Regions from separate parts of the Mus musculus genome. Here all the other regions are linked to region 4. Evidence: chromatin loops called from intact Hi-C (ENCODE). Cell type or tissue: left cerebral cortex. All regions are shown on one strand. Links, peaks and the distances in the headings refer to the core of each region. The heading gives the core; the rest is flanking DNA. Region 1 has its middle 39 kb from the start of Mir6935. Region 2 overlaps Cep131 (centrosomal protein 131). Region 3 holds the start of Tepsin (TEPSIN, adaptor related protein complex 4 accessory protein). Region 4 holds the start of Mir338 (microRNA 338).

Evidence for each region. A loop is a pair of places that touch in the nucleus more often than their neighbours do. Peaks named below come from ENCODE experiments on the same cell type or tissue, not always from the same donor. Only the 100,000 strongest peaks of a DNase experiment are listed, where the experiment ranks them.
Region 1: it touches region 4 in a loop (2.0-fold over the local background); 6 of 42 quality-filtered maps call a loop at or near these places.
Region 2: it touches region 4 in a loop (5-fold over the local background); 13 of 42 quality-filtered maps call a loop at or near these places.
Region 3: it touches region 4 in a loop (3-fold over the local background); 17 of 42 quality-filtered maps call a loop at or near these places.

What each region holds. Positions count from the first base shown.
Region 1 is chr11:120,304,608-120,312,131 of GRCm38, reverse strand. No RefSeq gene overlaps it. Among named protein-coding and RNA genes, the nearest start is that of Mir6935, 39 kb to the left of the region's middle. In left cerebral cortex, for the core only: CTCF peaks have their summits at 3,875 (motif pointing right) and 4,377 (motif pointing right); DNase peaks (open chromatin) are centred at 3,876 and 4,359; H3K4me3 peaks cover 460 bases; H3K27ac peaks cover 238 bases.
Region 2 is chr11:120,061,235-120,068,758 of GRCm38, reverse strand. Cep131 (centrosomal protein 131) reads left to right here. Exons shown (of 26, transcript NM_009734.3): 17 at 1-61; 18 at 612-813; 19 at 1,522-1,629; 20 at 1,721-1,838; 21 at 1,991-2,065; 22 at 2,706-2,848; 23 at 2,944-3,121; 24 at 3,208-3,371; 25 at 3,914-3,974; 26 at 4,050-4,329. The coding sequence ends at 4,124. Among named protein-coding and RNA genes, the nearest start is that of Aatk, 18 kb to the right of the region's middle. In left cerebral cortex, for the core only: a CTCF peak has its summit at 3,322 (motif pointing right); a DNase peak (open chromatin) is centred at 3,274.
Region 3 is chr11:120,097,370-120,104,893 of GRCm38, reverse strand. It overlaps Tepsin (TEPSIN, adaptor related protein complex 4 accessory protein), which reads left to right and starts at 6,163. Exons shown (of 13, transcript NM_183137.2): 1 at 6,163-6,268; 2 at 7,313-7,385. The coding sequence starts at 6,221. Ndufaf8 (NADH:ubiquinone oxidoreductase complex assembly factor 8) reads right to left here and starts at 5,960. Exons shown (of 3, transcript NM_001110242.1): 1 at 5,829-5,960; 2 at 5,636-5,746; 3 at 4,470-4,720. The coding sequence starts at 5,912. The coding sequence ends at 4,691. Slc38a10 (solute carrier family 38, member 10) reads left to right here. Exons shown (of 17, transcript NM_024249.5): 17 at 1-943. In left cerebral cortex, for the core only: CTCF peaks have their summits at 3,641 (motif pointing right), 5,898 and 6,225; DNase peaks (open chromatin) are centred at 2,396, 3,647 and 6,060; H3K4me3 peaks cover 1,756 bases; H3K27ac peaks cover 1,840 bases.
Region 4 is chr11:120,007,914-120,015,364 of GRCm38, reverse strand. Aatk (apoptosis-associated tyrosine kinase) reads left to right here. Exons shown (of 14, transcript NM_001198785.1): 8 at 1,631-1,715; 9 at 1,796-1,917; 10 at 2,493-2,642; 11 at 2,939-5,531; 12 at 5,611-5,758; 13 at 5,890-6,090; 14 at 6,921-7,451. The coding sequence ends at 6,961. It overlaps Mir338 (microRNA 338), which reads left to right and starts at 503; the gene lies at 503-600. It overlaps Mir3065 (microRNA 3065), which reads right to left and starts at 598; the gene lies at 512-598. In left cerebral cortex, for the core only: CTCF peaks have their summits at 433, 2,063 (motif pointing left), 2,856 and 3,440 (motif pointing right); DNase peaks (open chromatin) are centred at 2,059 and 3,260; H3K4me3 peaks cover 999 bases; H3K27ac peaks cover 3,826 bases.

The DNA of each region.
Region 1 (7,524 bases), core at 1,647-6,646, 300 kb before region 4:
CTTTGATACTTAAAGCTGTTAGCAATCTCATCTTAATAAACTCTGTCTCTGAATCCTGGTTTCATCTGAGAACTGCTCTGAAGGAAATGCCTCAGACTGCTTCAGGCACCAAGGTGGAGCTGTCTTTTGCTCCCATTACTGCCGACAGATGAGCAGACTCTCCTTGCCCCCAGCCAGATAAGTCAGACCCATCTAGCTGAGGGACTAGGTTATAAAAACGTCGTTCGCGTAGGGAGGTCACAAAGTAGCGGGGAGCCAACACTTTGGTAGAAGCTTCCCCATAGAAGGAGGGAGGGCAAGTGTCCCCTGAAGCGAACAGTTTTGGTCTTGGAACCACTTGGAGGCCCGTGGAGCCAAACAGGTGCACAGCACAGGGAGAGAGGTGGGGCCGCGGGTTCCCAAGTGTCCTCTTAGGGTTCTGAGTAAGAAGGGCTCCTGTGCAATGCAATGCAATGCAGCCAGGTGACATACCACAGGTCTGCAGAGATAGAAATTCCAAGCCCAGGGGCCTACAAAGCTTATAGGCGAACCTGCCAGGCAAGGGTCCAGAGGCCCCACCCACCCACCCTATGGTCCGCCAGCCTTTGTTCCCCCCTTCTGTGGTTTGGGGCTCTGGAACCAACAAGCTGGCCCTTGGGGAGCAAGGTCCAGGTCAGGGAGGGCGTAACATGGCCGCTTGAAGCACTACACCACATAAGGCAGGAAAGACGGCTAGGTGGTGAGGGTCTCTTTGGATTTGGGAGGATCCGGGCTTCCTGTTGTTCTTTGGTCCCTTGAACTTAAGTGCAGCCTGCTTCCTTGAGGCTTACATCGTCTCCTTCATCTGGGCGGCAGGAGTCCAGGGCGACGCGGGTGGTCAGCCCAGTCCCCCAGCACTCCCAGGGCGGGGGCCCCCGCTCGCCCAGGCCTACCCGCACCAGAGAGCGCGGCCCTGGCGCTTTCTCCTAAGGAGAAACCGGCTCCCAGTGCCCAGAGTGGGGCGTGCCGGATCACGTGGTGACCGAGGGACCCAACAGTCGGCTCAGCTTAAGTCTCGGACCCCCCCTCCCACTCCCATCCCCCACCCGCGCTGCAGAGCCCAGTGCCCGCGCGCGCGGCTCACCGCCCACCGCATTCCTAGTAGACTCTCGGGTGCTGTGCGTTGATTGGCTCGGGCTGCCGTTCTCTCAACCAATAGGCGCGCGGCTGCTGGCTAGCGTTTCGCGGTGAGTGTGCTTCTCTGCGTCTCCCGGCGAGGTGCTGCCTTTGCCTAGACTGCGGTCAAGGGAAGGGATGCTCTGGGGTGCAAGCCCGTCTGGACGCACCAGCGTACTGGAGCGCAGTCTGCAGGCGCAGACGCCCTGACCTTGGTAGGACTCTTAACGCCTGACCCTGTTTGGCTTTGGGTGTTCGTCAGTGTTGCCCCATCCCTGTTGCCCCCCCACCCCCAACACCTCAGCGAGCCTCTCCAGCCCCAAAGGCAAGCCAGCCTATGCTTGTCAAAAGTGTCGCAGTAGGGCTTGATGACACACACCTATAATTCCAGCACTAAGGGAGGCAGAGACTATTCTGGGTTACATGCCAGGGTTGGCTGAAGTTGTAGCCAGGAGTGTTTGCCTAAATGTACAAAGCCTCATAATACTGGGTATGGTGGCCCACATCTGCAAGCCTGGCACTTGAGAGGTGGAGACAGGAAAAGGTTATTTTGGGCTACATATGGAGTTCAAGGTCAGCCTGAGCTACATGAGACCCTGTCTCAAAAAAAAACAAAACAAACTCAGTAAGTCTCAGTAAAAATTAGTAGTAATCAGCAGGGCAGCGGTGGTGCACACCTTTAATGCTAGCACTCGGGAGACGGGCAGGCGGATTTCTGAGTTTGAGGCCAGCTTTGTCTACAGAGTGAGTTCCAGGACAGCCAGGGCTACACAGGGAAACCCTGTCTTGAAAAAAAAAGTAGTGATTATAGCTGAGGTATTTTTCTAATATTTAGTAATTAGATATATGCTTCACAATAAAAATCATTGCTTTAAACTGAAAGGTGCCTCCTGTATACTAGTCTTCCAAGAGTTGTTGGTGTTATTCATAATGGACAAAAGATGGTTTCTACCCAGGACAGATGGATAAGCAAGGGCAGACTATGCATAGCTTAACAAGGGGACCTTAGTAAGGAGGAAGCTATAATATTCTGGCTTTTGAAAATATGCTAAGCCTAAGGCAGTCACCTAGGACAAACACATGAAGCATCACCTAAGTAGGAGAGCTTAAAGGTTTTTTTTTTTTAAGATTTATTTATTTATTTTATGTATATGAGTATACTGTACAGATGGTTGTGAGCCTTCATGTGGTTGCTGGGATTTGAACTCAGGACCCTGCTCACTCTAGCCCAAAGATTTATTTATTATTATATGTCAGTACACTGTAGCTGTCTTCAGATACACTAGAAGAGGGCATCAGATCTCATTACAGATGGTTGTGAGCCACCATGTGGTTGCTGGGATTTGAACTCAGGACCCTGCTCACTCTAGCCCAAAGATTTATTTATTATTATATGTCAGTACACTGTAGCTGTCTTCGGACACACTAGAAGAGGGCATCAGATCTCATTACAGATGGTTGTGAGCCACCATGTGGTTGCTGGGATTTGAACTCAGGACCTTCAGAAGAGCAGTCGGTGCTCTAACCCACTGAGCCATCTCTCCAGCCCAAGTTTTTTTTTTTTAAGTTACTTATTTATGTGCACACTTTGCTTGCATGCATAGTCATGGAAACCAGAAGAAGCTGTGGGATTCCCCCAAACTCGGGTTACAGATGGTTGTAAACCAGCACATGGGTGCTGGGAACCAAACCTGACCCTCTGTAAGAGCAGTGGGTAAATCTTAACCATGGAGCTATCCTGTCACTATAGCCCTGTGACAATGTAAAGCTGGAGAGTGTACTTATGTGGCTTCTGCCATGGCTGGTGCTGGTGGCTGCACAGCGCTGTAAACACAGTTAAGGCTACATTGTAATATATGTGGGTCCCAGCAACCTGTGGATTTTATGTTATGTGTAGCTCGTGTTTCAATAAAGCTGTTACAAACTTCACTGCTTATCCTGGAAGCAGTGGGTTCTAGCCGTGCTCTCCAACCAGGCGTGGCAGGATTTGCTTCCAGGAAGCAGTGGTTGTGGATGAGCCAGAGTGTGCTTCCCTCCCAGAGCAAAGGCACCGATACCCACTGGGCATGCGCTCCACAGCTGGCGGACAACTGCCTTGGGAATTACCTATTTGAGGGCTTTGGGGAAGTCAGAGGTTGGTGAAGGCTTTACTTTTCTTAGGACACAGCCTTAGGCAATGATGATAAATCATCATTAGGAGTGCTCCCAGGCTCCCTGAGAAGTGCTCCCGGGCTATCTCCAGTTTCTATCCATGTGTTCCTGACATCTCCTAATATGACAATTCTGGCTTCTTACTGGGCTGGTTCCATTCCGGTTAGGTGATCTCTGGCCACACCCCTTCAGGACCCTGGTGGAGTCAAATAGGAAAGTCAGTGTGTGTGAGGTATATGCATATGTAGCGCTCTCTCTCTCTCTTTCTGTGGGTGTGTGTGTGCTCGCACACACGGGGGCTAAAGCACATGCCAGGCGTCTTCCGGACCTTGTCCTTGTTCTGACTCTGCCTGGAGATAGAACCTCTCATGGAATCAGAAGCTTGTTGGTAGCGTTAGGCTGGGAGAACTGTGGGCTTGGAGGATTCACCTGTCTTCTGCTCCCAGTGCTGGGGCTATATAGGCAAGGACAGTCAAGCACAGCTTTCCAAATGGGTGCTGGGGATTCAGACTTCTATTTGCAGGTTACTGCACTTGGCCACGGAGCCATCTGCTTAGCCGTTTGGTTGCTGCATATCCCGGTGCGTGTGCCTGGAGAAGCCAGAAGGGGGCATCAGATTCCTTGGAGCTAGAGTTACATACAGTTGTGAGCTGCCTGACATGGGTGCTCAGAAACAAACTCAGGTTCGTTCTCTCAAAGAGCAGCAAGCTCTCTTAGCTGGCGAGCCATCCCTCCAACCCCTTTCGTTTATTTTTATGTAGCCTAGGCTGCTCTCAAACTCAAGATCCTCCTGCCTCAACCATCTGAGTCAGGATCGCAAGTGTGTACCAATACACCCAGCCTAATAGGCATCTTACTATTCCCCCTCTGCTAAATCGTTCCTTTTTCTTTTTTCTTTTCTTTTCTTTTCTTTTCTTTTCTTTTTTTTTTTTTTTTTTTTTTTTTTTTTTTTTTTGTAGTTCCCAAGTTGCCCACGGTCCAAATCAGGAGCATTTGGATCCTGGAGTCTCCCCTCCCCCGTTGCTGCCTTCTTGTCTCCCGCCAGTTGCCATATTGAATGTGACCGCTGGAGGGCGCTCCCGCACCGCTCCTACTGGCCAACTGGTTCCTATGGGAGGGCCCCTGCTGTGTGAATGCCAGATTGATTTCCAGATTCGAAAGACAGAGCGAGAAGAGAGGCTGCAGAAGTGAGTTTAGACTAAAGTTCCCCAATCCACTTGGTGGCAACTTCTTGAACCAGGCTGTAGGTCAATTCACTAGGTCAGAGAGGCAAAAATACGAAAAGAGCTTTGTGTAGTTAAGCACTGTTCACCTGTCCAGGTGCCCTCTGCCTAAGCTGTGGGCTGCATGGGTGCCCAGCGCCTTTGTCAATGAGGCCATGTCCAACGCAGATGAAATAATACTGCCAGATGCTTACTGGCAGAATACGTGCAGACCAACCAGTGTTGTCTGTCACCAAGCCTCCAACATTGAACATAAAGGCAGAGCTGGCTTTCCCAGTGATGGTGACCCCCATTGTTACCCTCTCCTCTGCCCGTCCAGACGCTATGCATTTTCCTCCCTTTGATGTGTCCTTCCTGTCGCTTGGTCCAGTGGCCGGGAGTCAGCCCACACATATGGCTCATGACTGGGCTGGACACCTACAGAGGCCTGTTCCCAGAGGCAGGCTAGCCTCATCTCCAGTTATTTCCTGTACTCTTGACCAACTCCCGATCTCAAGTTGGCCAATGCTCTCTCAAAGCCTTCTGGCCTGGGGCTCCTGCTTACTTCAGATCCTGCTGAGTACTCGCCCCTCCTGGGCTTAGGGAACCCAGTATCGGTTGCCTGACTTCAGATTAACATTGAAAACACCCTAGAGTGCTGCTACAGAGGACAGGCAGTTTGGTAGGTCCTAAGAGTGTCTGGGTGGCCAGCTGTGACTGCAGGTGACCGTAGCTAGCTCTCCTGACTCATAAAATGCACCCTTTTCCCACCAGGCATTTGAGGCTGTCTGAGAGCAGCCTGGACAGGAGGAATATGGTAGCAGCTTAGTCAGGCTCCCAGGCAAGGTCTGCTCCTAGTGGGCGACCCACACTCAGGATTCCTGATACTTCTACAATGGGCTTCCCACCACCCCGGTACACCTGGGAAGTCTCAGCTCCCGATGAAGACTTCCTGTTTCTTGCGGGGGGGGGGGGTGGCTGGAGCGACCTGGGAACTGTAGAGCTCCAAATGCCGGAAGCTAAGATGCCCAGGTGCCTGAGGGCACAGGAGCAGCACCATTCCCACACCAAACAGTCCAGCAACGTTCACTCTCTGACCAGCAGAGAGGTTCTCTGGGCTCAAAACAGCAGGAGAGGAATGTGCTTAAAACTTCATGGGGTGGGGATTGTCCTCCCCACCTGCCCCGCCAGACATTCACCATTCCCAGCCACCCAGGGGAAGAAGAGCCCACAGATGTAGCCTCAAATACCCCGTCCTTAGGACAGACACCTGCTAGAGGCCTGGGGCTGAGAGACCTTCCAGAACCCACTAGTGTCAGGCTGTTGGGAGGTGCAGTTCACTGTATCACTTGCTAGGAAGGCACTCTAAATTCTGATAGGGTCTTGTAGACGCCCGGTTCTAGGAGGGGACGTTGGAAATGCACTTCCACACCCCATACTCTCTCTCCTTCACCAACCTAGGCTTGAGCAAGAGCTTCACTAAGTCCACTCATGTTATGGGGATACTGAGGGTTCCCTGACTGACCCCGCACCCCACAGGCTGTGTGGACACTGGGTGCCTGTGTCCACAACCCGCAGCACTGTGGCCTCTCCGCAGCCACAGCTTTGCTGTGTAAAGGGCTGAAGCAGTTTCTAGATGGAGGGTGTTGGGACCAGAGGTCAGACCTGCCTGACTCCCTGACTCCCCCAGTTCAGCCTAGAAAGCTCTCTCTCTGGAGTTTTGCTGGCTCTGGGCTTCTGAGGCACCATTTTCCACTCCAGACAGAGTCCACTACTACCACTGACTGACTGAAGGTTTAGGAAGAGTTAGCACAGATGGGCAGTCAGGGCAGAAGTTCTGTCCCATTCCCACGGAGCCCGTGTGAGTCTTGGATAGGAACGGAGCTCATTCTGCAAACAGGATCAGGTTGGTAAAGATTCTCTCTCGCTAAGCAGTTTCCCACGTGGCCTCACTCTTAAGAAAGATCCAGAGCCCCTCTTCTATCACTGAATGTTAGGTTTTTAGAAACATTCCAAGCTTGCTGCCAGGTTGGTTCTGTTCTTCGCCACAATTCCTAGGAGACAAGGAGAAAACGAGGGTAAGAAACCCGGGAACGGAGAATGAAAGAGCTCGTCCAAGGTCAGACCCTAAGAGGGCTGCGTTGCAGGCGGCTGCTCCTAGTTCGCGTGTGCGAACAAGCGGGGGGTTCCGGGAGGCGCGCAGGGCCGGAGTGGGCGCGCAGGTGGCGGGGCCGGAGCGGGCGCGCGGCGCGGGCGCAAAGAACAAAAGGGCGCCCCACTCCCGTCCCACCCGCCCTCTCTTAGCCAATCGGCTTGGCCTGAGCAGCAGAGGCTCTCTAATTGGCTGCACAGCGACCAATCACACTCCAAGGCTGAGAGCCCCCCCCCCCGCAACCCCACGTGGGGTGATGTTCCTCGCTAGAGAAGGGCGGGGCACGGAGCTGGGCCTCGCTTGGCGCGCCTCGGGGACCTGACGGCGACCCGTGCAGCCCTGGGGGATCCCCTGCGGTCGCCAGTGGACCTCGTAGCCTCCGGTCCCCATGGGGGCGTCGTCAGGCTCCTTCGGCGCCTTGGGAGTGCAGAGCCTCCCGGATGGGAGGTGGTAGGGCAAACACGGGGTTGACCCCCGCTCTCATGGGAGGTGTTGGGGGATGCAGAAGAGCGCCACCTGGGTTTGGCTCGGAGGCTGAAGCTGGTGGGGTGGAGGAAAGGAAGACACGGTCCTGCTGTTTAGTGGCAGAGGCATCAGTTCATTCTTGGATGGAGTCCGGTTTTGACACCTCCTCTCATGCCCTGGGGACACAAAGAGAGGTGGCCTCTGTGCAAGCTTGGGGGCTAGTCCTCCCCAGGCCGTTTCCATTAGTCTCCCCTCCAAACTACTCCATGTGGAACATACTAGAATGTTTTTTGATACGGGCAATTGACACGGTCTTACATTTTTATGGCACCCTCAGACGGGACATTTGAGGAGAGTTGAATAAATGGAAAATACATGACTTAAAGGAGGAGATGTCTAGTACCCAAGCCGGCAACCAAG
Region 2 (7,524 bases), core at 1,034-6,033, 52 kb before region 4:
ATCCGGCGTGAGAAGTGGATCAATGAGAAAACGAAGAAGATCAAGGAAATCACAGTCAGAGGTGGGGCCTCCCGCCCTGCAGCTCACTCTAGTGACAGTGAACATAGGTGGTGCTAGGTGAGGCCGTGGTCCTGGCTGCCTAAGGCAGGTAGACGCAAACACCATTCCAGCTGTTGGCTCCCAGGTCACAGAAGCCTGAGGGGACCTCCCGCCCCTTGGAGGCTAGTTTGGAAACTGCAAGACATGTAGGTCACACTGCAGAAACCAGAGAAAACTAGAAAAGAAAGATCAGCACTCTTTAGGCTGACAGACTCGGTATGTGAGGGAGGTTCTAGGGGGCACCTTCAGACTGCCCTGTGGAGAGTCCGTTTTCTCCAGGATCCTGGGCGTGTGCCACTGGGAGACCCATTGGTCAGAGCACCAAGAGGCCGGGCAAGTCTCTGTGGTCTGATGGTATATCCAAGACACTCCTAAAGCTAGGTCTCTGGAGTACGGGCTAATCTACTGCCTCTCATCTACCTCTAGTCGATCAGGTTTGCCATGCTGTGGGGCAGTGGCTGGATTGGAGGGGACTTGCAGCCCTATCTCTGGTGCAACCCCCGTCCCGACAGGTCTAGAGCCTGAGATCCAGAAACTAATTGCCAAGCACAAGCAAGAGGTGAGGCGGCTCAGGGGCCTGCACGAGGCTGAGCTGCAGCAGCGTGAAGAGCAGGCCGCACAGCGCCACCTGCGTCAGGCGGAAGAGCTGCGGCAGCACCTGGACCGGGAGAGGGAGGTGCTGGGCCAGCAGGAGCGGGAGCGCGCCCAGCAGAGGTAGGAAGGAGAGCTCTGGAGGCTTGGGCCTAGAGCAGCCACCTGACCCCTGCAACGTACCAGCCTGTGTGGGACTTGTGCCGTCCACCTGCCCAGCCAGTGCTGTGACCTTCCTGTGTGTGGTCATGAGAGATGGCTGTCACTACGCTCAGATGTCCAGACTTGCTGAGCCGGGCCCACTGGGATGTGTAGGTCACTCTGCTGCAGAGGACAGCCGCATCCATTCCCTCGGCCCTAGGGCTCACCACTGTCTTATAACCAGGCTGTGATGTCACAGCCTGGGACATGGTGGCCAAGGGACATGGCTCTGTGAGTCAGTCAGTATGCCTTGGCACCAATGACCAGTGGACACCCCTCCTTCACTGTCCGGGCCTCCAGGCTAGGTCCCCCTAAGGCTGTCATTTCCTCTCTCGTGACCTGCTGGCCCTTTGCTCTCCCACTCTCAGGAAAGACAAGGGTACATACAGGTCATGGCAGGCACTTACTCAGGTCAAAGAACCATGTGCCTGGCTCCCATCTGAGGGTGGGGCTAAGCAGAGAGAGGCCAGTGTGAAGATACGAAAAGCCACAAACGCAGCTGAAGGAGGCTGCAGCCCACGGACAGCAGAGGGTCCCTGGGAGCTGATGTGGCCGCCCTGGTCAGCAGGGTAACCGGCATCGAGCACCGTGGGCACCCACTGTGGTGTAAGTGTCCTCACTGTCCTGCAGGTTTGAGCAGCACCTGGAGCAGGAACAGAGGGCACTGGAGCAGCAGCGGCGGCGACTCTACAATGAGGTGGCCGAGGAGAAGGAGCGACTGGGCCAGCAGGCAGCCAGGTGCCACCGAGGGCTGTCCTCACAGTGACCCCTGGCCTAGCCAACCCCTCTCACAGTGCCCTTCTATTGCCTGACTCTTGCTGGCCTGCAGGCAGCGGGCAGAGTTGGAGGAGCTGAGGCAGCAGCTGGAGGAGAGCAGCGCGGCCCTGACTCGGGCCCTGAGAGCCGAGTTCGAGAGGAGCCGAGAGGAGCAGGAGCGGAGGCACCAGGTCAGCCTGCTCTTCCCCTCGGAGTGCCGGCCGAGTCTGGCCTGCAGCGGAGGAAGGGGGTCTCTTCTGCTTGACTCTGGTGGTGTGGGGTCCTCAGCAGGGTGGGCAGGGCCTTGGAGTGGCCTCAGGCCCTCACAGTCTGCCCCCCTCAGATGGAGCTGAAGGCCCTGAAGGACCAGCTGGAAGCTGAGAGACAGGCGTGGGTGGCCAGCTGTGCCAAGAAGGAGGTAGGCCGGGCCAGGTGGGCTGCTGCTCAGGGCTTCCTGGGCGCTTCCTCCTAGCTGTGTGGACCTCGGTGGGCCATGCTGCTCACTGTCCACATGGATCCAGATGGTTAGAGTCGGAACAAGAGGAAGTGGGGCCAGGGACATCTTGGAGACCTGAGAGGACTTGTCCTTCCTCTCCAGGAGTCACCCCGTCTGCGTCCTTCAGAGTCACCTGATACCCAGACCCTGAAGCCCCTCAGGGCCCTGGCCTCTGGTCTTTCCTTTTAGGAATTTGCAAGCCCCTTGGCCACAGGGCAGGTTTGCCATTTTGCCTTGGCCTGTCTAGCAGACAGTAGTAGTTGATCATCTTAGACTACAGTTCTCCGAGAGAGGGACAGCCTGCTGCAATGGTGACCCCCTTGGCTAAGGAGCCATACTACCCAGGGCCATCTCATGCCCCTGCTCACGGGAGGTCCTGAAAACAAAACATGGTCCTCTTGGGACCTGGGGACCTGTGCAGGGCTGGAGCCCTTCGCCCTGTGTTCTGTGGCTCTAAGCAGGAGCCATCCCCTGGAGCCCAGCAAGGCTAATCTTGCTGCCTCCGGCTTCTCCTATCTGCCCTCCTGCTGGCCAGTTCTGAGACAGCTGCATGTCCCTGCAGGAAGCATGGCTGCTGACCAGGGAACGTGAGCTGAAGGAAGAGATCCGAAAAGGCCGAGACCAGGAGATTGAGTTGGTCATCCACCGGCTGGAGGCCGATATGACACTGGCCAAGGAGGAGAGCGAGAGAGCAGCCGAGAGCCGGTGAGCAGCCTCCTGCCTTTAGCTCCACAGTCAGGGGAGAGCCCAGGGCAGAGGCAGAGACAGAGTGAACGCTGTCCCGTGCCTCTGCCTGCCAGTGTGAAGCGTGTGCGTGATAAGTATGAAACAGAGCTCTCGGAGCTGGAGCAGTCGGAGCGGAAGCTTCAGGAGCGGTGCTCGGAGCTGAAAGGCCGCCTGGGGGAGGCCGAAGGGGAGAAGGAGCGGCTGCAGTCCCTAGTAAGGCAGAAGGAGAAGGAACTAGAAGACCTGCGGGCGGTGAGTAGCCCAGGGCTCTTTCTGTAGGGGAGATGGGGGTGGGGCCTCACCCTGCCTTCCTGCTCACAGCGCCCCCTGCTTGTCAGGTGAACACACAGATGTGCAGTGAGCGGGCCAGCCTGGCCCAGGTGGTACGGCAGGAGTTTGCAGAGCAGCTGGCAGCCTCCCAGGAGGAGACCCAGAGGGTGAAAGTGGAGCTCGCAGAGCTGCAGGCCCGCCAGCAGGTGGAGCTAGACGAGGTGCACCGGAGGTGGGTGCTCAGCACTGCAGGTAGGGGCACAGGAGGCCAGTCCTGCCTCCTCCTGTCTCTTCCAAATAAGCAGTGTAGCCCACGGGCAGGAGCTCACATGGTTTCCGTCTGTGTGCCAGGAAGGCTAGGCGTTTCCCCTGGGCGTCACTTAGCTCTGGGGCTGGGAAAGACCCACATGTGCTTCTCCGAGGAGGTGGGCAGGGTTCTGGCCGGAACAGGTGATGTTCAGCAGAGAGCCAGCGGCAGAGAGGGTGACAGTAGCCACCCAGAGTCTCCTTAGTCCTTCCAAGGGACTACCCAGGGCTGTGGCTGCCTGCCTGGCTGCCTCTGTGCCTAACATGAGAATGAGACTTCCACCCTGCCACAACCCCGTCTCTTCCAAAAACCACCTTAGGGTCTGGTTGTCATGGAGGCAGTGGCCCAGGGCAGGCTGCTCCGGTCAAGGTGGAGCAGGGCTGAGGCTGGGTGGTAAGAGGCCACCCTTCAGGCTGACCTGGGACTGAAGGTGGGGCTGTGCAGAAGCCGAATGCCCATCACTGCAGGGTGAAGACGGCTCTAGCGAGGAAGGAGGCAGCCGTGAACAGTCTCCGCAAACAGCATGAGGTGGGTCCCTCGGGCGGTCTGTGATTGTCTTGCCTAGGGTCAGGGTGTCCAGGGCCTGACTGAAATGTGTTGCAGGCTGCTGTGAAGCGGGCGGACCACCTAGAGGAACTGCTGGAGCAACACAAAGGGTCATCTCTGAGTTCTAAGTGACATCGCCCTTGGGATGACGAGCCAAGCCTGAGGCTGACACTCAGTCCTGCGGCTGGTGTCCAGGTCACGCTCCAAGACACAGGGCTAAGGGTAGGACAGCAGCTGGTGTGTGAGAGGCACCATGGAGCCCAGTGCCCGGGACGTTACTGTCAGCATGCCTGCAGCTGTTCTATAGTAAAATGGTTAGGTGGCTTTTTTTAACTGCTTCATGTCACCTGCTTGTCTTTCTCTACTGTGTTGGGCGTGGTGAGCCGGAAGATCGAGACCACTGGGCCCCTCAGCATGGTCAGGAGTGGTGGTCCTTACTGCAGGACTAGCTCCGACTCTGCCTCTCCCCCCCACCCCCCAACTTGTCCAGGCTGACAGGGCAGTGGCTTACAGCCAGCCCCTCTGCTCTCAGCTCCAATCCCCAGCAGGTATTGGCCATTTGTTCCTACCCTGGCCTCTCAGTACAGCAGACTCACTTCATAAGAGGAACTGTGTCTCTAGCTCAGCCCAGTAACCTCGGTGGTGGTTGCTGCTTCTCCTCCTCCTCTTCCTCTTCCTCCTCCTCCTCTTCCTCTTCTTCCTCCTCCTTCTTTTTCTAATATTAATTTAGAACGTTTACGTGTGTGTGTGTGTGTGTGTGTGAGAGAGAGAGAGAGAGAGAGAGAGAGAGAGAGAGAGAGAGAGAGAGAGGGAGGTTTGTCTCCGTGTGCTACCTGTGTGCCTGGTACCTGCAGAAGCCTGAAGAAATCATCGGATCCCCTTGAACTGGACTTACAGACAATTGTGAGGCACCATGAGGGTACAGAGACTTGAACCCAAGAACCTGTCTACACTGCCCAGCCTGTGCGGCCTGTCTACACAGATGGGAAGTGAAGGCTGCTACCCATACATGGGAGGCAGAGGCCTAGAGTACTTGGTACAGACAAGATCTTCTGAGCAGGCCTCACTGTCCCATCATCTTCCCGACAGGCCAAGTCCAGAGCCAGTGCCCTGGAAGACCCTGTGTGGTGTAGCTTCAGCTGACTGCCAGGCCACCCTGCTGCTTCTTAGAAGCTGCTGCCTGTGACGGCCTGACTGGTCCTTAGCCCCTCTGTAGCCACTTGTCTGAGTCCCTGGCCTGCTCTGTGCCTGGGCTCCTCGGAGAAGTCTGGCCACATATTTGCATATGACGTGTTATTTCTCCTGTCTCCTCATAACTCAGTATATGAGCTCCAGCATTCACCTTACAGTTGAGGCCAGAAGAGAGGGTGCAGGACCAGGGCTGAGACCATACTCTCAGCCTGAAGGCATATATGAATTCAGAGCACACGTCATGCTTAGGGCCTGGGCACAAGGGGAGGCTGAGGCCAGCCTTAGGGTTTGGATCACAGGTTTCAGCCTGGCTCTGACCTGAAGCCTGTTGGGTTGGCAAGATGACTTAACAGTTAAAACACTCACCACAGGAGCCTGTCAGCCTGAGTCCCCAGAACCCACCTGTCATAGTCAGGGTCACTGTTGCTGTGGTGAAACACCATGACCAAAACAAAAACAACATGGGGGAGGAAAGGGTTTATTCAGTGTACCCTGCCATATCATTGATCATCATTAAAGAAAGTCACAACAGGATGTCAGGCAGGGCAGGAACCCGGAGCCTGGAACTGAAGCAGAGGCCATGGCGGGTGCTGCTGACTGGCTCGCTCCCATGGCTTCCTCAGAACCCAGGACCACCAGCCCAGGGGTGGCACCACCCACAGTGTGCTGGGTCCTCCCCATCAATCACTAGTTACGAAAATGTCCTATAGGCTTGCCCGCAGCCCAGTGGAGGTATTTTTTCAATTGTCTCTTTGATGACTGGAACTTGTGTCAAGTTGACATAAACTGGCCAGTACACCAAGTGAAAAGTAGAAGATAGCCAACTCCACAGAGTTGTCCTCCAGAGTTGCCCTCTGACCTCCACATGTTCACTGTTGCACAGGCGCACACAGCATGCACATAACAGTTTTTGTTTGTTGGAGGACATTTTGGGGAGAGGGGCATTAAACAACTATGGGCTGGGCCTGACGCCTGTAATTAGTGTTCAGAATCTGGAAACTGGGGACCTCACCCCCAAGAGTAAGTTGGCTAGCTAGGCCAGCCATATTGAGGAACTATATTGATTTCAGTGTAGAAACCCTGAATCAAAGGGCAGTGTGGGGAGTGACCACGGAAGACTCCCGTCAGTGTCATGCATCCACGTCTGAGCACGTGGGTGTGGCCACACCTCCACACACGTGTATGTCCACATATGCCTGAACATAGACATACAAGGGTTCGTATCGCAGACACAAGCAAGAAAGAAAAATCAAGGAGTGTGCTAGAGTTCTGGAATTAGCGTGTTACCTGTGTCCGTGTGTCCGCAAGGTCTGCCTTCTTCATTGCCTCTTGAGTCACTTTGTAGTCCTACTGATTTCTTTCCAACTTGTTCTAGAAGTTCTGAGGACACAACGCTCACATCTCCTACCATGTTTACCTCTTTCTTGTTCCAATATGCTTGCTTTTGCTTTGTGCATGTCGAGGCCGTGTTAGTACGTTCATACACACTTAGAGTAACTGAGTTGCTGTATATGACCTCTCGCCAGGAGCCATAGCTCTTTCTCCCTTGAGGTCCCCTCACCTGACAGTCTACCCATAGCAGCTTTTCTTTTTTGGTGTCTGAGTCTTTCCCCTTCTACCTAACCTTTCCATGGCCTGTAGTTAAGCCGCCTGCAGGTGTGGTCCCAGGTAATATGCAACCCTAGTTTGGCTGTAGCTTGTGACTCGATCCAGTGAGTCCACCTGTTTTTTTCTTTATTTTCCATCTGTCTTTCTATGTAGCCCAAGCTGAATTTTATTTTAAAGATTTATTTTTATTTCACGTGTATGAGTGTGGTATACCACGTGAGAACATAGTGCCAACAGAGGCCAAAAGAAGATATCGGATCTCCTGGAACTGGGGTGAGTTACAGACGTTGTGAGCCACCACGTGGGTGCTGGGAACCAAACTCAGGTCTGCAAGAGCATCAAATGCTCTTAACCACGAAGCCAGGCTTGTAGTCCAGGCTGGCTCCAGCCCTGTCCTGAGTTCTTGCCCCTCCTGCCTGGGCCTCCCAAGTGCTGAGGTTTCAGATGCACGCCACCATGACATGTCCTAGCAGGTTCAGCAGGGCTGTTAGCCTCAGTCTGACATGGGTGTGAAGGTGGGCTTCAGTGTGAGCACTGGCTGGACTTTCTCTTAGTCGAGGTTACCCCTGGAAGGGCTGCAGCCACATACCTAACACCTGAGAGACCGTTGGTCATCCTCCACAGCCGCTTACCCATTGACCAGCCATCACCTGGAAAGTGTGTGGCAGGAAAATGCACTGTCTTCGCACCTGCCTCACAGCCTGCCTTTTCTGGAATCGGAAACTCCATGTCT
Region 3 (7,524 bases), core at 1,742-6,741, 88 kb before region 4:
ATCTAAGTCCCTCATGATGAGTTGTGAAAGTCTAACCTGCCACCCCACCCCAGACATCACTTGCTCCAAGGCTACACCAAAGCACTCACTAGCCCGATTATGGTTTGGGTTTTGAGGCAGCCCAGGAAAGACAGTGCTAAGGTTCAGCTCCGACGCTTGTCTGTTCAGACTCACGGTCTGGCCAGAAGCAGTGCTGACAGCATGGCAGGCAACTTTGAAGTTGCCAGTCTTCCTCTAACTTGCAACCTGTGACAGCCAGATTTCACTGACTCCATAAGGTGGGAAACCTACAACAGGCATGTCTGTCTGCCCTGGGGTGGCCGGGGGGTGGGGGGTATGACTTGACTTGGGCTGGGGAAAGAGGCACACAGCTCCCCTGGTTTTTATCACCCACATTCTTCTGAAGGCTGATTATGAAACAAAAAAATAAAACGCCACTGACAAGTCTCGAGTCGAGTTGGTTTACCTGCAGGAAAACACATTCAGGGTCCTGGACGACACCAGACAGGCTGGAGGTCACGGGGACACGTGCCCCGGCCGAGTGCAGCTGGGAGACCAACAGGCTCCCATGCTGATCCCTGTTGTAGGGAGGAGGTTGCACGGTGAGTACAGGCTTGCCACCAGCAAGCCCTGGGATGTCTCATTTGCTGTTCTGTATCTGTGTGGCCTCAGACCCAGTCGAGCTGCCCTTTGTCAGCCAGTACTGCTGCCAGGGCATGCCCCTGTTGTCTTTGAGCAGAGAACAAGGTTATGTTTTGTCACTCTTTTGTCCAGTAAGGAGATTGAGGGACAATAACCTGGTTTGTCCCCAAGCCCTGGAACGAAGGGCCTGAAGGACCAGGAGCCTCAGTGGGGTCCTGTTTGGACCAGGCCATGCCCTAGTTAGTGTGCACGTTCTGCACCTCTTGAAATATATTTATTACAATTAAATTTTAGACTCATGTATGTGTATTAATGTTTCCTTTACCTATCTCTGCACCAGATGCATGCAGTGCCCTTGGATGTGAGAAGAGGGCATCAGGCTTCTTCCCATCCTTTCTGACTAAAACCAGTTCCAAATATCTGGTGGAAAGATGCCATCTGGCCTTGCCCTCAGATTGGAGCTCTTGTAACCTTGCTGGGACTGGTGCTTCCTCATAGCTTGATAGTCCTGAGGTCATTCTACTCTCCCTGGTCTCTGAGGATCTGTTTTAGAAGTAGGCAGGGCTGTCCTTGTCCTCAGCTCTTCCTCCTAGCTCTCCCCTCCAACCCTGCTGTCAGCCTTCAGGTGAGGGCATTTCTTATCTTAGAAAACACAAACCTAGCTGGGCGGAGGTGGCGCATGCCTTTAACCGCAGCACTTGAGAGACAGAGACAGGTGGATTTCTGAGTTCAAGGCCAGGGTTACACAGAGAAACTCTGTCTTGAACCATACACAGCCCCCCCCCCCCAATAAAACAAAACCCACAAACCTACAGATTAGGGGTGGGGGAGTTGCTGGTAAACTATAAAAATGCTGAGGTAGACAGTGTTTCCCCCAAGCTGGGCCCTGTAAAACCTGGGTCAGCAGCCTGCCAGTTCAGCTACTAGCTCTAGTGGGCACTGGGTCTAGTAGGTACCTGGTACAGGCAGGCTACTGGAATGTGATGCCTGCCCACAGATGCTGCTGCTGTAGAACAGTATGCAGGGCACAGAGTAAAACTCAAGCTCTCCAGAGAACAGAACTGGTGTAGGGATGGCGCACACCTGTAATCCCAGTACTCAGGAGGCAGAGGCATGGGTGGATGGATCTCTCTCCGAGTTTGATACCAGCCTGGCCTGCATAGTGAGTTCCAGGACAACTAAGGCTACACAGAGAAACTGTGGATCAAAAAACAACAATAAAAACACAGAACAAAACAGATTTCATCTGAGGCAGAGACATTTGCTGTGGTTCAGTGTGGTCTAAGATGCAGGGTTCCAAGTAGCAGAACCAGGAGGGAGTTTTAAGTGCTTAGAATACAAAGGTGGTGCACCAAAGTAACATTTGTCCAGTGAAGATTCAGCAGGAGGGCTTCACAATACTAGAACTTGACTGGTAACTCTGGGCTTCCAGGCTGTGAGGAATACATTTGCATTCTTTAAAAGCCCCTGATCTCAATATTCTGCTACAACAGCCCCAACTGACTGACTGCATGCTTGAGCAGAGTCAGTGCTGTGTGGCTGATACAGCCTTGGAAGCTGTCTCTATTGTAGCCAGTGAATGCATTCCCAGTTTGGAGGCCTGAGACTAGTGCAGGCACAAAGGCCTAAGGAGCATGCACAACTGTGGCCGGAGTACTTGAGGACACTGTCCTTTCTTCTGCTCAGCTTCAGTACCAGGGTTGCCTGGCCCATGTGAGCAGCCTAGCCAGAACTGCAGCACAAGCATGTGGTAGAGGGTTTCCATGGCCTGTTGGACAATGTTCAAAAGCATGCCTGCAGCGACCTACTTCCTGAAGTTTCTAGGACCTTCCAAAATAGAATCACTAGCTGGGGACCAAGGCTTCACGAACATTAGTCCATGGGATAAGGTCCGTGTGTATGAGAATAATATTCACATCATGAGAGAGCTGAAAGGCGTGGGCCCTGGAGGCCTGAGAGCCGAGCTGTCTGTAGGCCAGGGCTACGCAGGGCCGTGACCTGTCTGCTTCTTCGGGGTTACGATGGAAGATGGAGAGAGAACTTTTTGCCTCACAGATTTGAGGGAGCCTGAGTTCAGTGGGGCCCAAAGTTGGGAGTCTTCAGGGAGAAGATACAAGAAGCTACAGTCAATGAGCTTTCAAGAGAACTTGAAGATGACACTGGCAGGTTGGGCAGTCTGAGGAGGCTGGCCTTGGGCTGTAAACTCTTTTTTTTTTTTCTTTTTTGGTTTTTTGAGACAGGGTTTCTCTGTGTAGCCTTGGCTGTCCTGGGACTCACTTTGTAGACCAGGCTAGCCTCGAACTCAGAAATCCACCTGCCTCTGCCTCCCAAGTGCTGGGATTAAAGGCGTGCGCCACCACGCCTGGCTGGGCTGTAAACTCTTGAGAACATGGAGAAAATGTTTCTGACCTGTGGAGAACAATCTGCAATCCCTGGGCAATTAGACCAACATCTGGTCTGTTGAGACCCAGCACCACCCTGTCCATTGAGACAGAATCTAGCTGCTCTGGGTCATAGTAAGAGCCAAGAAGTCGTGTCTTGAGATGGACTCAAGAATCTATCAAACATGGGTTTTCTAGAAGCTGAAGAGATGGCCTAACAGTTGAAAAGCACTTGTTGCTCTTAAAGAGGACCCAGGTTTAAATCCCAGCATCCACATGGCAGCTCACAATGATCTGTTCCAGTTCCAGGGGACCCAACACCTTTGTGCCCTCCTGCCCACCAGTGTACTTATATGCATGCAGCCACAAGACCTGTACACATTGAATAAATAAATCTTAAGCTAAAAAACCTGGGTTTCCCCACATGGGCAGGCCGGTTTCAGAAGTAGCAGTTAGGTGCCACATGGAGGCACAGATTGGGGCATGGCATGTAGGGCTTGACAGTCCCTGGCCCAAGCCCTGTTCCCAGGATCCAGGGTTCTGAGGCAGGTACAAACTGTCAAGGACAGCATGACCTCCACACCTAAGAAACGGGACTGAGTAGTTCCCATGTTTCCCAGCAGGTGGCACTCACACACAGAATCCTTCTGCACTCTGAACTTGTTTCAAGCCCACTGTGTGAAGGAAGGGGAAGAAAGAATGAAGGCTGGGAGCCATCGTTCATGACAGGATGCAGGGATGGCTGTCCCCCCACTGAAGGTCCAAAGATAACGTCCTTGTTGGCTTTTGTCTAGAAAAGCCTCTGCCCAGTTCCTGAGCAGCATCCACAGGGCACTTCTCATTGTGTAGGCTTGTTCCCTTATGCTGTTGCCGTGGTTACCTCTGGTGTGCCTTACTCTGTCAGGCCAGGGGCATGATGAGCCAGACTTAGACTAAATACTTTTGATGAGAATAGTAGGGGTTTTTGTTTTACAATTTAGATGTACGTTTTGCCTGTATGTCTGTGTACCACATGTTTGCCTGGTTCCTGCAGAGGCCAGAAGTGGGTGCTGGATCCCCTGGAACTGGAGTTAAAGATGGTTGTGAGGTGCCATGTCAGTGCTAGCAACTGAACTAAAAGAGTAACATGTGCTTTTAACTGTTGAACAATCTCTCCAGCCCAAGGTGAGAACAGGGTTTTGGTTTATTTTGTTGTTGTTTGTTGTTTTGTTTGTTTTGAGATGGTTGACTCTGTGTAACAAGCCCTGGCTGTCCTAAACTTGCTTTGTAGACCAGGCTGGCCTCAAACTCCTAAGAGATCCACCTGTCTCTGCCTGCTGAGTGCTGGGATTAATGGTGTGCACCACCACACCCAGCTGAGAGCAGAGTTCTATGGTCCAGACCTGCCACCTTTGTGGGGTGGGGGTGCAGGTGTCCTCTGAATACATTGTCCTTGGGAGAGACCAGTTCCTTATACCATGCTTTATATATAAAAGTCTGAAACTATACAAAATTAAATCATCTTCATGTTACATCTCAACCAAATCCAGATCCTCATGTACACACTGCCGGGAAACAGCCCTGCCCTGCCTGCCCATGGTTCAGGGTGGGAGGAACCATTACACAGCAGGAACTCTGCTGCCCATATGCGTGCTGTCAGGACAGGGCCTCCACGCCCACCGCTCTTCCTAGGAGCCTCCCATCATGGTCTTCTTGGCCTGGAAGAGAAAGCATTTTGTTTCAGTGACTTATTTCCAGTTTAGATATGGCTTAAAGCAAGACATCTACCACATCAAATGCCACCTTATCCCAACCACGCTAAAGAACTGAGATGCTAGTGTGTCTCGGGGGGTCCCAGCCTGGGCTCACCTACAGAGGACGCCTGGCCCCTGTGACTGAGAGTTTCTGTTATGAGATGGGCAGGGATGGAGGGGGAACCACAGGGGGGTGCCTTTATCTGGTCCAGGCAAAGCAGCAGATGGAGTCACACAATTCTGGTCAGCCACAGAGAGGGTGGCAGGGACAGCAGAAACTCTGAGCATTAGGAGTGTGTTTAGGGTTTCAATGACAGCTGCTGGCCACCAACCACAAGAGTAAAGGCTTGTGTCAAGTTAGAAGGAACAAGAAAAGCGCAACACCTGACGACTGAACAGCCTCTGCCGGGAAACCAAAGGCTGTATGTAGGTGAGGCTGGGCTGTAGTCAACTCAAACACTGCTCCTCATTCCCGCCGAGGCTACTGTGGACCTGCTTCTGATGCAGTGTGTCTGTCACCCTGGGTTCTTAACCACCGACCCTAGCTCTAGTGGAGGGGTCATGGGCAAAAAGGCCAGGATCAAGAACCCAAGCGGCTCTCAGCATCGCTTCCGTGCTGCAGGGAGAACCTGCTGCGGACCTTGCACTTTACTCCTCGGGGACAGGGTGCGTCAGGGGTGCGTGCCTAGCAGGACACTGCCCTGGCATCTAGCAGGAATTGCTGGGAGAAACCAAGTGGAGCTGGGGTCGGTCTCATCGGGTTGCCCATCGGCAAGACGCCAACAGCTAACTGGAGGCCCTGTCCCCTTGTCACTGGAGTTGCTTGGCGGAAAAGAGGACGCCAGACAGAGATGACGTAGCAGGGACACGCCCACCTACCGCGGCGGCGAAGCAGCTCCGCAGGGCCTCGAACTCGCGAACGCAGAGGTCCTTACTCAGGCGGCCTCCTGGGGCGGTGGACGCCTGCACGCACTTGCCATAAGCCGAGGCCTGAGGGAAGACGGGACAGTACAGGGACCTGACCCGAGTCGCCACCCATCCCGCTTCCGCTTCCGCTCCGTTCGCTCCGTACCTCAGCTCCACAGGCCGCCAGATGCTCGGGGAAGGCTCGGAAACGGCTCCGCACACGCCCCCACACCGCTCCGTTCACAGACATGAGCGGTCCTTTTAGGCTCTCGAGGGCGCCGCCATCTTGGGCCCTGCCTCTTCCGGAGTCGAACGCGTGAACATCCGGACTCTCCGCCTATCCTATTTTCTGGTTGGTCAGAGTCACAGTCCTGTGCTTCTGTAATTGGTCGCCGTTCTTGTCCGTCTCTTGCTGAGACTTTGGATTGGCTGAGACGCAGATGTTCCCGCCTTCGTGCCCGCCCCTTGCGAGCGATTGGTCGGGGGAGCGAGAGGAGCGCGACGATTGGAGGATCGAAGCCTGGCGGAAGCGGGGCAGTTTGGGAGGTTACCTGGACCATGGCAGCTGTGCCGCCCCTGCGGGACCGCTTGAGCTTCTTGCATAGGGTGAGTGAAACTCGCCGGGTGTGCTGACCTCCGGCGCCCGGGAACCTCGCTAGATTAGCGGGGACAGACACTGTCCAGCAGCTGCCGAGAATGAGTGTGCCTGCCGTGATAGCAGAAGGTTAACCCCAAGGGCGGCGGGCGATCTCCAGCGGGGCCCATCGGCTCTCCCCAGGCTTCATTTCAGAAGATCCTGGAAGCTCGTACATCTCTGGGGGACAGGGGGCATCTGGAAGGCCATAGCCACGGGGTGGCGAGAGCGGAGCCTGCTGCCAGCTGTTGACTGCAATAAATTGATTGCCTTGAGCTTTCTGACTGGATCTTGAGGGCACTGAGTGGCCCCAGGGACCCTTCTTAGGCTTTTAAGAGTCCCTGCTACAAGAGATCAGATCACTCAAGTCTGGGACAAGATCTGAAGTACTGAACTGTGCAGCTCCCTCCCTACAGATCCCCTTGAAGGCACTGTAGACAAATAGCACGGTGAAGACATACTTGTCTTAAATGTTCCTAAACCTCGCCCTCTCATCCAGATACTGATGGATGAGATGAGGTGTTCCCAGATTTCAACCAAGTAAACACCATAGGCTTGCAGGGACACGCAAGGAAGTAAGTAAGCAAGCACAACCAAGCTGATTCATGACTCAATAAGATGGAAGTTTGCTATCTTCAAGGAACCTTAAAGTCCCCAAGCTGAGCGGTTCTCACTCTTTGGGTCTGTACCCAGTAGTCTCACCCATCCAATGCACAGAAAGCCCTGAGATTCTTTCTGTTGCTGTTACTTAGTGTAGGAGGCAGGGGCTGAACCTCATCTTGACCTCGTTAGAGAACCTTTGTTGATTTTCCTCTTTCCCGGGTCACTCCTCCATGCCAGAGCAGAGCCTGTTTGCAGCTCTGCTTTGTGGCCCTTAGGGTGACTGTGGCCCTGCCCAGACTCTCTCCTGGGCAGTTTTAGCCCCAGTCAGCATGAGGCTTGCTTCCATTCCCTTCAGTGGCTGGGACCTACCCTGTCTAAGATGGCAGCTCACCATGGCCCTCATTCCCCTACAGCTCCCCATCCTGTTGAAGGGGACCTCAGATGATAGCATCCCATGTCCAGGCTACCTGTTTGAAGAGATCGCCAGTATCCTTCTGCACTGTTCCCATTGGTGGGTTTAGTGTTTAGTACGGAGGGGATCCTGACATAGCAGGAAGGGATACTGCATCAGGGTGGGGTTTTCTGCTATTCCAGGAGCACTGACAACTTCTTTTTTTGGATTTTC
Region 4 (7,451 bases), core at 1-5,000:
CACGGTGATCCCACGTTGTGGGCCTCATGAACTGGGTTCATCTAAAAATAGCCACTCTGCAGGGAACTTTATCATTCTTAGAACTGGGAAAACTAACTGGGCATGGTGGCTCACGCCTTTAATTGCAGCGCTTGGGAGGCAGAGGTAGGAGAATCTCTGTGAGTTCAAGTCCTGCTAGGTCTACCTAATGAACTCCAGAATAGCCAGGACTATGTAGCAGGACCATCTCAAAATGAAATAAATTGTGAAGACTTGGCATTTGAAACTCACCTTGCAGACAGTTAAATGAAGAAACCCATCCTGTCTACTAGAGCAGTCAGCCATACTTGGGCTCCATACCAACCCCAGCCTCTTTCCCTCAGGCCACAAAGGGAGTGGCTGGGCTGGCCCTGTAGTGGGAGGGGTGGCTCTCTCCTGCCTCTGGTGGCCAGGATGCCCAGCCTCCCATGAGCTGGGGGCACATGCTGGAAGAAGTGGCAACGGACAAGCGGCCCACCAGCTCCAACGCTGCACAGGCCGTCCTCCCCAACAATATCCTGGTGCTGAGTGGGTGCACAGTGACTCCAGCATCAGTGATTTTGTTGAAGAGGGCAGCTGCCAGCCTCCTGCCCTGCCTGCTGCCTAGCCCAGCTGCCCCACCCATAGGCATGGACCCAGGTCACCCCACCCTGTCCCCTGACACAGTCCTCCTGGGGTAGAGGCAGGCCAAGGTGGCCCCATCTACATCCAGAGATCTCTCAGCAGAACAGCCAGTATGGCAGATGAGGGTGCGTCCCGTGGCACTCTATTGTCCTGTACCCCAAACACCTGGGGGTGGGGCGCTATAGCCAAGCAAGAGTTATACAGAGCCTGGCATTCCAGGCTTCCCACTGAGTTGGTGATTTTTATCCTCCACACAAAGGGGCCTTTGTGGTCCATACTGTTCTAGACCTCGGCTCCAGCTTGTGTAGCAGGCCAGGCAGGGCTGCACTCTAGAACATGGGCTCTGACTGCTGGCAGGACCCTCTGAGACACTCCGGGCTTCGGTTTCTCCATCAGTTCTTACCTCCTGGGGACTGGGATGGTGGAGTGTAGTCGGAAGGGTGAGGGTCCTGAGAGGACACTGCAGACTCTCTGCTCCATGGCTTGTTGGCCCTTGTTGGGCAGATCAGACAGAGGGTGGAGCGGGTTAGGGCTCTGGTGCAGTTAGACAGCACTTTGCTGGGGGGGGGGGGTCGTCCTTGAGCATCTTTTGCCTGATTTTCACATGCATTGAAGTGCATTGAAAACCGGGCTTGGTGGCGCAAGCCTTTAATCCCAGCACTTGGGAGGCAGAGTCAGGAGGATTTCTGAGTTCGAGGCCAGCCTGGTCTACAAAATGAGTTCCAGGACAGCCAGGGCTACACAGAGAAACCCTGTCTGGAAAAAAAAGAAAAAAAAGAAGAAGAAGAAGTATTAGAAATGCATTGAAGTCCACACAGGTCTTCCAAAATAGCCAGTACAGGGTGTGGAGCCAGAACTTGGGCACAAGTGGGTGGCCCCTCAGACACCCCTTCCTGTCGGTCTGCCTGGCTGTGCCCGGGAGCCCAACCATTCCACCAGGGCTCACTCAGGCTGGCACACTCTGCTGACATTGCCTTCCACTCCGCAGTGACCTGGCCCTGAGGAACTGCCTGCTTACGGCTGACCTGACAGTGAAGGTTGGTGATTATGGCCTGTCGCATTGCAAATACAGGGTGAGTAAGGCCGTCAGGGCCCGTGTGCAGGGGCAGCTGCTGAGCGGAGCTCACTCCCATCCTGTCCCTGCGTGCTACAGGAAGACTATCTCGTGACCGCTGACCAGCTGTGGGTGCCGCTGCGCTGGATCGCGCCAGAGCTGGTGGACGAGGTTCACGGCAACCTGCTGGTGGTGGACCAGACCAAGAGCAGCAACGTGTGGTGAGCGCAGGCAGGGCTGCCGGGAGGGCCTTGGGATGCCGCCTCCCCAGATGGCGCTGGCGTCAGCTATTCTAGTGGGGATGCTGCCTTTCAGTTCTGCCCCCTGCTCCAGCATTTTGACTTCCTTCTCTGGCTAGGATTAGGGCTGCCACACAGGGAAAGTGTACTCATGCCTGCCACCTTGTGGCCATGAGAGGCACTTTACAGGCTACTTCGTTGATGATGGGTTCCTGAGGTTCCTATACTGGTGTGTGTGTGTGTGTGTGTGTGTGTGTGTGTGTGTGTGTGTGTGTAGGGGGGACTGCCTTGACAGTCAAGGGTATGGGGCCTTCAGGATAGGACCAACTGACACCCCCCCAATACTGGCACCATATTTTGGTTAAAAATCATCCTGAGATGCTGTTGAAGGCCACTTGTCCTTAAGGGATACAGGATTCTGCCTTGCATCTGTGCCTCTAGAGAGGGGCGGCTGTGGCGTAGTGAGGTCCAGTCCCAGAGAGGCTGACATGATGACAGGTGTTCAGGGATTCTGTGCAGTCATGCTCAGCCACGTGTCACTGTGGTTGCTCCCGCAGGTCCCTGGGTGTGACCATCTGGGAGCTTTTCGAGTTGGGTGCGCAGCCGTACCCCCAGCACTCGGACGGGCAGGTGCTGGCTTACGCCGTCCGGGAGCAGCAGCTTAAGTTGCCCAAGCCCCAGCTGCAGCTGGCTCTATCTGATCGATGGTGAGGACCCCACCCCCCTGGGCAGGCAGGCCAGAGGGGCACAGGGGGCTGAGCCCTACAGCCTGGGGCTGCTCGGTCCACCTCTACAGGGCTTCTGGGTCTCTGCAGCCTGAACTACCCTAATTCAGGGCCCTTCCCAGGCCTCTGGGCCTGCCTTGGGAGATTGCCTTGACTGCCCCTAGTGTTCCCAGGGTACTCTGAGCATGGGGGAACGGACTGTCCCCGGAGGGCAGGTTATACTCCGGCCAGCGTGCCTCTGGATATGGCCAGGGCCACCCATGAGGGCCTCCCGGCAGGTACGAGGTGATGCAGTTCTGCTGGCTGCAGCCAGAGCAGAGGCCCACAGCTGAAGAGGTTCATCTACTGCTGTCCTACTTGTGTGCTAAGGGCACCACAGAATTGGAGGAGGAGTTTGAGCGGCGCTGGCGCTCCCTGCGGCCCGGGGGCAGCACGGGCCTGGGCTCGGGTTCTGCAGCCCCAGCAGCTGCCACCGCCGCCTCCGCGGAGCTCACCGCTGCCTCGTCTTTCCCGCTGCTGGAGCGGTTCACCAGCGACGGCTTTCACGTGGACAGTGATGACGTGCTGACGGTCACGGAGACAAGCCACGGCCTCAACTTTGAATACAAGTGGGAGGCTGGCTGTGGCGCTGAGGAGTACCCACCCTCGGGGGCTGCATCAAGCCCAGGCTCGGCAGCGCGCCTGCAGGAGTTGTGCGCGCCTGACAGTTCACCGCCGGGTGTGGTGCCAGTCCTCAGTGCCCACAGCCCCTCAGTGGGTAGCGAGTACTTCATCCGCCTGGAGGGGGCAGTGCCTGCTGCTGGCCACGATCCAGACTGTGCCGGCTGCGCTCCCAGCCCCCAGGCTGTGACTGACCAGGACAATAACTCTGAGGAGAGCACTGTTGCGTCCCTTGCCATGGAGCCATTGCTGGGCCATGCACCCCCAACTGAGGGTCTGTGGGGCCCCTGTGACCACCATTCACATAGGAGGCAAGGGTCACCCTGTCCCTCACGCTCACCCTCTCCTGGGACCCCGATGTTGCCAGCTGAAGACATAGACTGGGGTGTGGCTACCTTCTGCCCGCCCTTCTTTGATGACCCACTGGGTGCATCTCCCTCGGGGAGTCCTGGGGCCCAGCCCTCCCCCAGTGATGAGGAGCCAGAGGAGGGGAAGGTGGGGTTGGCCGCTCAGTGTGGACACTGGAGCTCTAACATGTCAGCTAACAACAACAGTGCCAGTCGCGACCCAGAATCCTGGGATCCTGGCTATGTTAGCAGCTTCACAGACAGCTACAGGGACGACTGCTCCAGCTTAGAGCAGACCCCTCGAGCCTCCCCTGAGGTGGGCCATCTCCTGTCCCAGGAGGATCCCAGAGATTTTCTCCCTGGGCTAGTAGCAGTCTCCCCTGGTCAGGAGCCAAGCCGTCCCTTCAACCTGCTCCCCCTGTGTCCTGCCAAAGGCCTGGCACCTGCTGCCTGCCTCATCACATCCCCTTGGACAGAGGGAGCTGTGGGTGGGGCTGAGAACCCCATTGTGGAACCCAAACTTGCCCAGGAGGCTGAGGGATCTGCTGAACCCCAGCTACCCCTTCCTTCCGTCCCCTCCCCATCCTGTGAAGGAGCCTCACTTCCCTCGGAGGAGGCAAGCGCTCCTGACATCCTACCTGCCTCACCCACACCCGCTGCTGGCAGCTGGGTGACCGTCCCTGAGCCAGCCCCCACCCTGGAGAGCAGCGGCAGTTCTCTGGGGCAAGAGGCACCCAGCAGCGAGGACGAAGACACGACCGAGGCAACATCAGGAGTCTTCACCGACCTGTCCAGTGACGGCCCACACACGGAGAAGTCAGGCATAGTACCAGCCTTGCGCAGTCTGCAGAAGCAGGTGGGGACCCCTGACTCCCTGGACTCTCTGGACATACCGTCCTCAGCCAGTGATGGTGGCTGTGAGGTCTTAAGCCCATCAGCTGCTGGTCCACCTGGCGGGCAGCCCCGTGCCGTGGACAGTGGCTATGATACAGAGAACTATGAGTCTCCTGAGTTTGTGCTCAAGGAGGCCCATGAGTCGAGTGAGCCTGAGGCCTTTGGGGAGCCAGCCTCAGAGGGTGAGAGCCCAGGGCCCGATCCTCTGCTCTCTGTCTCCCTTGGTGGCCTCAGCAAGAAGAGCCCCTACCGAGACTCTGCCTACTTTTCAGACCTGGATGCCGAGTCCGAACCCACCTTTGGCCCTGAGAAGCACAGTGGGATCCAGGACTCCCAAAAGGAGCAAGACCTGAGGAGCCCACCTAGCCCAGGGCATCAGTCTGTGCAGGCTTTTCCCAGGTCTGCAGTGTCCAGCGAGGTGCTGTCCCCTCCACAGCAGTCAGAGGAGCCCTTGCCAGAAGTCCCCAGGCCAGAGCCTCTCGGGGCTCAAGGCCCAGTTGGAGTGCAGCCTGTGCCCGGCCCAAGTCATTCCAAATGTTTCCCGCTGACCTCCGTTCCACTGATCTCAGAAGGCAGTGGCACGGAGCCCCAGGGTCCCTCAGGACAGCTGTCAGGGCGAGCCCAGCAGGGGCAGATGGGCAATCCTAGCACACCCAGATCCCCGCTCTGCCTGGCCCTGCCTGGCCACCCCGGGGCTTTGGAGGGCCGGCCGGAGGAGGATGAGGACACCGAGGACAGCGAGGAGTCTGATGAGGAGCTCCGGTGCTACAGCGTCCAGGAGCCCAGTGAGGACAGCGAGGAGGAGCCGCCAGCGGTGCCCGTGGTGGTGGCTGAGAGCCAGAGTGCCCGAAATCTACGCAGCCTGCTGAAGATGCCCAGCCTGCTGTCAGAGGCCTTCTGTGACGACCTGGAGCGCAAGAAGAAGGCTGTGTCCTTCTTCGATGATGTCACGGTCTACCTCTTTGACCAGGTGGGCTGCTGCTTTGGGTATACACAGAGCTGGGGGAGGTTGGGCGGCTCGAGTCACACACTATGCTCTGTCCCTCCAGGAAAGCCCCACCCGAGAGACTGGGGAGCCCTTTCCCAGCACAAAGGAATCACTCCCTACGTTCCTGGAGGGTGGCCCCAGCTCACCCAGTGCCACCGGCCTGCCACTGCGGGCTGGCCACTCTCCTGACAGCTCTGCTCCTGAACCAGGTGAGCCAGGTTTTGGGGGCCAGAGAGTGACATCACTGTCACGGAAGGTCTGGATTCAAGACGCCATATCATCTTAAGTGGGGGCTGGGGTGGGTCACATAACAGAAGTGACTTTCTGGTCCGACCTGCAGGCAGTAGGTTCGAATGGGATGGTGATTTCCCGTTGGTGCCCGGCAAGGCTGCTTTGGTGACTGAGCTGGATCCTGCTGACCCTGTCCTGGCGGCGCCTCCCACGCCAGCTGCGCCCTTCTCACGCTTCACCGTGTCACCCACACCTGCCTCCCGCTTTTCCATCACCCACATATCTGACTCAGATGCCCAGTCCGTGGGAGGTATGAGTGTGGTGGGGGCTGAGGTGGAGCAGAGGGACACCACGAATGGGGATCTATGAGGGGTGATTTGGTGGCCTCTGGTCTGCTGGACATTGCCCTGTTAACAGTGTCTGCCCCCTGGCCTCTGGGCAGACATTATGTTCTGGTGGACCTGGCCTACTGCCTCCTGGGCCCAGGGCCTGCCACTCCGCCCTCCACAGCAGGATGCTGGGCATCTGTTCTCTTCTCAGTCTGACCGTAGACTCCCGTGACTTTACTAGAACATTCCCAGCATGGTGGTCTGTACTCCTGTCACCATCTATGGCTCATCTCTAATCTGAGGTTCTTGCTAGAAGTCTCTGTAGGGACTTTACCCAGGTGGTGGTATCATATAGTTCATTTTGTCAAGTCACGTGCCCCCTCCAACTGCCTAACCCTGGTAGGATCCTCTCTACCAGGTTCTCCTCCCATAGCCTACTCACAGTTTTGACCAGTCCTTTCTGCCTGTTCCTCCCCAGTTGCCCTGGCTGTGGTAACCTTGAGGGAAGAACTTGTCACCCTTGTCCCTGCATGACTCTGACCATGCCTTCTTTGTTTTGGCCTCAGTTTCCATGTGTGCACAGACATGGGAACATTTGCTAAACAAATGCTTTGGATCTGGGTTACAGGTGTGTGTGTGTGTGTGTGTGTGTGTGTGTGTGTAAGTGTGTTATCCCTCATCTAGACACAGGCCTACCACATTGAACAGGCCTGCCACTGGGCCAGGCAGTTGTGGGTGTGGGTGAGGTTTGGTGTGTGAGAACCTTTGTCTGGTATCTCCCCACATGCTCACAAAGCACCCCCTTTACCAGGCCCAGCAGCAGGTGCTGGGGGCCGATACACAGAGGCTTGAGACCCAGGTTATCCCACCCTTCGGAGGCTGGCATCACTGGAGCCCCTGCCATCCTGCCCAGGCAGCGACAAGGTTGGTGACTGACTGGGAATGAATGGGGACCACCGGCACCCTACAGCATCCTGGAGAAGCAGGTGGACAAGAGGCCTGTATCTAGCCCTAGACGCATTGGGCTGTGTACCTTCTCTGTGCTGCCCTGATGACAGAATGTGTCCCGAGTGGATGCTGGGGTTTGCTGCTAGCCCCTGGAGATACCTGTAGCCTGGGGGGGTCTATGGGTGTCTGTAAGCATATGTGTACACACTCAAGAAGGGCCCCCTGACTCTTAGGTGACTCTCCACTCCTGGGAAGAGCCTCCCTCCCCAATATGTCTGTTGGTGGTAAACTGGCCTCAGGCCAGGCCAGGACCAGGCAGTCCAAGGGCCTGTATGCCCTTGTTGGCTAGGTCCTGCCATGTGTTCAAAGGGCACTTGGCCAGGTTTCAGGATGG